Regions from separate parts of the Homo sapiens genome. Here region 1 is linked to region 2. Evidence: read pairs that join two places in POLR2A ChIA-PET (ENCODE). Cell type or tissue: A673. All regions are shown on one strand.

Evidence for each region. Peaks named below come from ENCODE experiments on the same cell type or tissue, not always from the same donor. Only the 100,000 strongest peaks of a DNase experiment are listed, where the experiment ranks them.
Region 1: POLR2A ChIA-PET joins it to region 2 with 6 read pairs; 8 of 35 experiments call an interaction of 5 or more read pairs at or near these places.

Annotation. Positions count from the first base shown.
Region 1 is chr17:48,369,219-48,373,218 of GRCh38, reverse strand. All of the region lies in intron 2 of SKAP1 (src kinase associated phosphoprotein 1), which reads left to right. Among named protein-coding and RNA genes, the nearest start is that of SKAP1, 59 kb to the left of the region's middle. In A673, no CTCF peak of the experiment used is centred here; no DNase peak of the experiment used is centred here; H3K27me3 peaks cover 494 bases.
Region 2 is chr17:48,438,886-48,442,885 of GRCh38, reverse strand. It overlaps a transcript of SKAP1 not described here. Among named protein-coding and RNA genes, the nearest start is that of SKAP1, 11 kb to the right of the region's middle. In A673, no CTCF peak of the experiment used is centred here; DNase peaks (open chromatin) are centred at 1,405 and 2,035; H3K4me3 peaks cover 415 bases; H3K27ac peaks cover 2,355 bases.

The DNA of each region.
Region 1 (4,000 bases), 70 kb after region 2:
AAGGTGCTTGCTTCCCTTTCACCTTCCACCATGGTTTTAAGTTTCCTGAGGCCTCCGCAGCCATGTGGAAGTGTGAGTCAGTTAAACCTCTTTTATTTATAAATTACCCAGTCTCAGGTAGTATCTTTATAGCAGTGTGAAAATGGACTAATACAACCTGGATACAAATCTTGGTTCTGCCACTTAGTAGCTATGTGATCTTGGCCAAGTTGTTTGACCTTCCTGAGTTTGAGTTTCCTCATGTGTAAAATGAGGATAATAGTAGTCCTGGGCTGGGCATAGTGGCTCATGCCTGTAATCCCAGTGCTTTGGGGAGGCCAAAGCAGGAGGATCACTTGAGGCCAGAAGTTCGAGACCAGTCTGGGCAACATAGTGAGAATTTGTATCTACTAAAATGAAAAATAAAGGAAATTAGCCAGGTGTGGTGGTGCACACCTATAGTCCCAGCTACTTCGGAGGCTGAGGCAGGAAGATTGCTTGAGCCCAGGAGTTCAAGTTTACAATAAGCTATGATTGCACCACTGCATTCCAGCCTATGTGACAGAATGCAACCTTGTCTTAAAAAAATACTGACCTCCTAGGGTTTTTATGAAGATTAAATAAAATAATACATGTGCCGGGCATGGTGGCTCACGCCTGTAATCCCAGCACTTTGGGAGGCCAAGGCAGGCAAATCACCTGAGGTCAGGAGTTCGAGACCAGCCTAACCAACATGGAGAAACCCCTGTCTACTAAAAATACAAAATTAGCCGGGCATGGTGGCACATGACTGTAATCCCAGCTACTCGGGAGGCTGAGGCAGGAGAATCACTTGAACCTGGGAGGCGGAGGTTGCGGTGAGCCAAGACTGCACCATTACACTCCAGCCTGGGCAACAAGAGCAAAACTCCGTCTCAAAAATGAATAAATAAATAAAATAACACATGTAAAACATATACCTAGCACAGGGCCAGACGTGGTGGCTCATGCCTGTAATCCCAGCACTTTGGGAGGCTGAGGTGGGTAAATCACTTGAGGCAAGGAGCTCAAGACCAACCTTGCCAACATGGGAAAACCCCATCTCTACTAAAAGATAAAAAATTAACTGGGTATGGTGGCACACGTTTGTAATCCTAGCTACTCAGGAGGCTGAGGTACGAGAATCGCGTGAACCCAGGAGGCAGAGGTTGCAGTGAATGGAGATTGTGCACTGCACTCCAGCCTGGGTGACAGAGTGAGACTCTGTCTCAAAAAAATATATATGATGTATATGCATATGTATATGTGTATATCTAGCACAATGCCTAACATGTAAGTGCTAATAAATGTTAATCATTTTTTTATAATTGGGAAATAGAATTATTTTTCCTTTCTTTTTTTCTTTTTCTTTTCTTTTTTTTTTTGAGACAGGGTCTTGCTGTGTTACCCAGGCTGGAGTGCAGTGGTATGATCATGGCTCACTGCTGCCTCAACCTCACAGGCTCAAGGGATCCTCCCACTTCAGCCTCCCAAGTAGCTGGGACTACAGGCATGCATGCACCACCATGCCTGGCTTTTTTTTTTTTTTTTTTTTTTTTTTTTTTTTGTGGAGACAAGGTTTCACCATGTTACCCATGGCTGGTCCCGAACTCCTGGATCCAAGCAACCTACCTGCCTTGGCCTCCCAAAGTGCTGGGATTACAGGTGTGAGCCACCACACCTGACCAGTATTTCTAATAATATGAGGATAGCTACAGTTGTTTGTCTGACCTGTTTCATCAGGATCTATCTAATTAGCTGACTGAGGGAATAAAGCTCTGAGTACTTTAATCTCAATAACTATGTTCTTTGGTTAGCTCCATGGCCAAGAATCTGATATTCTCTCCCTTGCAATCTGTTGATTTAGATTCAGTAGCCCTATTTTCAGCAGAAGCCTGACAATGTTTTCTGTGAATTGTTTATTTTTTACAATTTCAACTTTTATTTTGGACACAGGGGGTACATGTGCAGGTTTGTTACAGGGTATATAGTGTGATGCTGAAGCTTGGGATACAAATGATCCCATCACCCAAATAGTGAGCATAGTACCCAATAATTTTTCAACTCCTACCCCTCTTTCTCTTTCCCCATCTCTATTAGTCCCTAGTATCTATTGCTCACACCTTTATGTTCATAAGTACCTAATGTTTAGCTCCCGCTTATAAGTGAGAACATGCAGTATTTGGTTTTCTGTTTCTGCATTAATTTGCTTAGAATAATGGCCTCCAGCTGCATCCATCTTGTTGAAAAGGACGTGATTTCATTGTTTATTATGGCTGCATCATAGTCCATGGTGTATATATGCCATATTTAAAAAAATCTAATCCACTGTTGATGGACACCTAGGTTGATTCCATGTCTTTGCTATTATGAATAGCACTGTGATGAACCTACAAGTGCATATGTCTTTTTGGTAGAATGATTTATTTTCTTTTGGATATATACCCAGTAATGGGATTACGGGGTTGAATGGTAGTTCTGTTTTAAGTTCTTTGATAAATCTCCAAACTGCTTTCCACAGCAGCTAAACTAATTTACATTCCCACCAACAATGTATAAGTGTTCCTTTTCTCCACAGCCTCACCAGCACCTGTTGTTTCTTGACTTCTTAATAATAACCATTCTGGCCAGGTGTGGTGGCTCACGCTTGTAATCCGAGCACTTTGGGTGGCTGAGGCGGGCTTGAGCTCAGCAGTTTGAGACCAGCCTAGGGCAACATTGAGAAACCTTGTCTCTACAAAAAATACAATAATTAGCCAGGTGTGATGGCACGTGCTGCTCCCAGCTACTGGGAGGCTGAGGTGGGGAGGATTGCTTGAGCCCAGGAAGTTGAGGCTGCAGTAAGCCATGATCACGCCACAGCACTCCAGCATAGGTGACAGGGCGAGACCCTGTTTCAAAAAAATATAATAATAATGATAGCCATTCTGATTGGTGTGAGATGGTTTTGATTTGCATTTCTCTGATGATTAGTAATGTTGAGCATTTTAATATATTCGTTGGCCACTTGTGTGTCTTCTCTTAAGAAGTGTCTGTTCATGCTTTTTGCAAACTTTTTAATGGCGTTGTTTTTTACTTGTCCGATTAAGTTCTTTATAGACTCTGTGAATTTGGGGTGGCAACCTAGAACTGTGTGTTTGCAGTATGAAAGATACTGAAATATATCTGTAGACGAATCATATCTATTATAGTCATCATTTCATCCATAGTACCTGGGCAAAGGGCTTGTCATAGAAGACATTCAATAAATATTGAATTGGTTGACTGAGTCACTGAATTATTTTAGAATAGTAAAATATCTTTAGAGAAAGACTCAGTTAATTTTGATGATTGTTTTAATTGTTAGATTATATTTTCAAGACTTTCCTCCTTAGTTTCTCATTAGAGGTCCTGTTCTGAAACTGATTGTTGGTGGTGGAAACTTGTCCACTTGTCCATTAGCTTTCTTATGATGGGTAAGTTATTTAATCCTTGATGCCTCAGTTTTCTTATTTAGAAAATGGGCATAATAATAGGGTTAGAGTGTGAGGAAATGGGTTAATGTAAGAAAAGTGCTTAGAGCAACATCCAACAAAATGTTCAATAAATCTTAGCATTGTTATTAGCACTACTGTTATTACTACTACAGTGACTGCTGCTTATCAAGATTCCCTCAATACTGTGGGTTCAATTTATTTGTACCTTTCTCCAAACTAAAGTTCATTTTTTATTTTTTACTTTTTTTTTTTTTTGAGAGAGGGTCTCACTCTGTTGCCCAGGCTGGAGTGCAGTGGTGCAATCATGGCTCACTGTAGCCTCAACCTCGCAGGCTCATGCAATCCTCCCACCTCAGCCTCCTCAGTAACTGGGACTGCAGGTGCACACCACCACACCCAGCTAATCTTTGTACTTTTTGTAGAGACAGGGTTTTGCCATGTTGTCTAGGCTGGACTCAAACTCCAGGGCTCAAGCAATATACCCACCTTGGCCTCTCTTAGTGCTTGGATTACAGGTGTGAGCCACT
Region 2 (4,000 bases):
AGCTACTAAAATTTTAATTAGGAAAGAGGCATGGGCAGATTTTTAAAAATGACATCACTGGTTTTAGGGTGGAAAATGGGTTGGTGGGGCGTAAAACCAGAGGGTTGCAAGGTAGAAGATGATGGTGGCTTGGACCAGGATGGTGGCAACAGACTAGAGAGAAACAGATTGTTTGAAACATATTTTCCAGCTAGACTTGGCAGAGGAAGAAAGAGGGAAGAAAGATGACCCCCCAGGGTTCCAGATTGGGCAACTGGATTATCCATGGTGCCATTTACTTACCTAGAGAAGTTGGAAGGAGAAGGTGACTTGGCCAAGAAGGGGACAAGTGGTTGTGGAGTCTGAGTCCACCCTGCACATTTCACATCCAAAAATGTAACACCAAGTATAGCAGAGTCCCAGGCAGGATGGAACTAAGGCTTCAGTGAGTGGAGTGAGCATAATCATATCCCTGATTTTCAAGGGCTCAGAATTGGAAACTTTTCTATAATGATTCAGGCATACATAGGCAGGTCTGAAGAACAAGGGGTATGATGGATAGATTGCTTTTTCTGTGCAGCAAACCTACCCATTTCTTCCAGAAATAACCAACTGTGTTGTCTAAGAATTTCTTTTCTCCCCTATTCCACACAGTTTCTGTAGGAGCTGTTATGTAATTGACACCACCTCACACCCCACCACACCCCATGGCCACAACGCACTCAGGTTGGGCCTACCAACTACTGGAGTATTAACAACTTGGACCGACATGAGAATTACATAAATGGTTGCCTCCTCCTCCTCCTTAAAACACTAAAAGGAACTTCAGTGCATGTTCCTGGAGTCCATGGTAATCCCTGGGAGCTGGACAAACCCTTGGTGCTTGCCACACTGATGATGTTAAGCTTGAGGCCAGGGAAGCCTGCTACTTACAAGATATGCGTTAAATGCTGTAAAGGGATCCTGGAAAAGGTTGGGAAATCTCCACCTTTCGAGATCATGGAGTTCTGGCATGTTAGACCTAGAAGGAACCTTATTTCCTCATTTATAGTTGGGAAACTGAGTCCTTTAATAAAAAGGAAAGACAATTAAATTACCTGTCCTAGATGGTTTAGTTACTCAGCAACCAGAAGACATAATGTCAGACCAGATGTTCTCTTGGGGTTCCTATAAACTCCACTGTTCTTTGATCTTGTGATTTTGTGTTGGACACCAGCCAATGAAACCCCTGAGCAATCAGGTTTATACTCTCCTCAATGGCCTTAGAGAAAGAGTATGGCCTGGGTGGAGACAGTTGTGTGGAAGCCCACAGTTCTGTCACGTAACTATTTTCTTCTTTAGAATCTTCTCTCTTTTGGCATCAGCTGACACAGGAAGTGGTAAAGCTATTATCTGTAGATTCAACCAAATCACCATTTCCTGATTCTAATGTTCATCAACCACTTTTGAATCCTCCCCCCACTTCCCCTCTATTTTAGTTTGAGGTTCAAAAGCACCCATGAGGTAAATTAATACTCAGCCAAGCAGAGTGAGGCCCTGATGCTCTTGTGGTTCTGCCATTAATTTGCTGTAACCCAGGGACATCCAGGCTAGTCCCTCAGGTTTCTCTCTGTAGGTAAAAGGGTTTCTAAAGTTCCTTCCAGCTCTGAAATTCTGAGATTCCTTGTTGAATCTCATTCTGCAAGGGGAATCTTATGGACCAGCTCCCTCTGGGAAGAAAAATGTTTCATGCAACCCTATGAATCTCATCTTAGTCCAAATCTTTTTTTGTTTGTTTGTTTGGTTTTTGTTTTTGTTTTTTAGAACACTATACTGGAAAAGTGAAAGAATCAGAGAAGCAGGATAACTGGCAACTGAAGTCGGCCAGCATCTCATGTGAATTAGAAATGGAATCGGGGTGCTAGCATCCAAGTGACCAAAGAAACTCTTTGCTGAGGTTGCATGGAGTTTAAGGAAAGAGGCTGTGGGGTCCTCCTTTGATGCAGCTACATTTCCCTCTGAGCCTCTGTCTGTTTCCTGTCAGTTTAGTGCAAAACTCTAGTCTACTACTCTGGGCTGGCTTAGAAAAAATGCATCCTGGTTTTGTTCCAATTCAGGATAGAGGTGGGGAAGTCCTGCTGAGCCTCTCCCACAGTGAGCCTTCCCCTCACCACTGGCAGCACTGACACCAGTGACTAGCATTCATTTCTTGGGGTATGAGTCCACTGAGGGTGGGAGGATCCTCACATTAACCATTATTGGGTACCATCTTAAATTGCGGACTTTGGAAGCCCTTGGCCTTCCCTTTCCCAGGCATTTTCTCCTTGGAGTGAAGATGTTGAAAGTTGGAGGTTAAATGACTTGCCCTAGGTCACAAGGTTGGTGGCACAGCAGGGATGAAAACCTTGGCCAATCTTCTGAGTCCTTGGTCAGACCCTTACGCCACAGCTGCTCTTTGTATAAGGGACAGTCTCACCTCCCAAGGACACTGCGCAAGGATGCCAGATATTGATATGACTGTTGTCCCAGTCCTCAGTGACCTTCTACATCCTGCAGCCTGCTCAGACAGTAGAGGAAGCAGCTCTGGGGCAGAGGGAACTGCCATATGTAGAGCTGCCCTGGTGGAGATAAACAGGTTGTCTGTCAACGTATGAAGCCTATGTAGGGCCAGGACCACAGAGCTTCCATTGCAGGAGAAATTAAACCTGTCTTGCACACCAATCCCAGTGCTCTGATTACATTTACAGAGGTCATGGCCTGCATTCTGTCACCATGGAAACCTCTCAGGCTGCCAGGGTGTTTTCTGTGCATGTGGTTGATATTTAAAGGCAAAGTCGCAGGCCGCATTGCTGAACTATCAGCTGCCAGGGGCAATTGCTCTCCTCCACCAGCCCGCGTCCTGGTGCTTCGTCCCAGAGATAAGAGGAAGGGGAAGAGATGAAGAAAAGGGCCCACCTGTCTCTAACAGGAAGGTCTTTTTAGTAGAGCCAGGTTTGTAGGGAGTCAGGCTATAGGGTGCAGGTGCTGGGATAGCAGATGAAGGGCAGTAAAAAAGGGCCCCAACATTGTCAGAATATAAGCATTTTCTCGCAAGAACACAGGCCCTCATGTTTAGTGCATCTCATTTTTTCTCTGATTCCTCCTCCAACTCATGAGCACATGTCATAGTGGCCATATGGAGCTGGGGAAGCCCCCTTTGCCTGAATGCCCTTGGTGGTTTCTATTTTGCACATCTGGTAGCTGCATGAATTGTGCTGATAACAATATAGCTTATGAAGGATCCCTACTTATTCTAAAGACCCCATAGCACTGTCCTGGAAAAAGCTATCATGGGAGTGACTTATCAGGAGTCCCAGGTGTTGGAAGAGGTAAATAACACCAGATTCAACAGAGTAAGAAAAGAACACAAGTGCTGACTTGGCTTGTGACCATCAATTTTTTCTTTCGTCTCAAGACAATTATTTCCACACCATTGAATGAAGTGTAGATAACACGGGCACCTTAATAGGCTGAGAGCAGAGGCTGTTTAGAGGAGATTTCAAGCACTGTGAGCATAAAATGAACATGAATATTCTGCAATATGCATCTTACAATTTGTCATTAAGTGGATGGCCTCAGTGATGTGATGCAACAGGCTTTGATTGGAATATTGAGCTCTGAAAAAGGAAATTCTGCATCAATAGTCTCATGATGCAAAATATCACATATTACTCAATAAGAAGTGTCATTGTGTTGAAAGTGCAGATGCTAAAAAGTACAGCAGCAGATAGGAACAGCTTGATCCACAAGGCACTTTTCTTTAGGAATTTACAGCCATTCCCTGAAGCTACTCAATTGTCCTTGGAGGTAGAACATGGTATAGCCTGAAATTACAATTCAGGAAATGAAGTGGATCTGTTTGATTTAGTTTCTAATCCTTCAAACTATGAAGACTTCTTTATGATGTTTTCTATTTCTCCACTTATTTATCTTTTCATTCAACTTCTCATTCACTCTCTTTTCCCTTTTTCTTTCTCACTAGCCTCATCTCTAGGCCATCAAC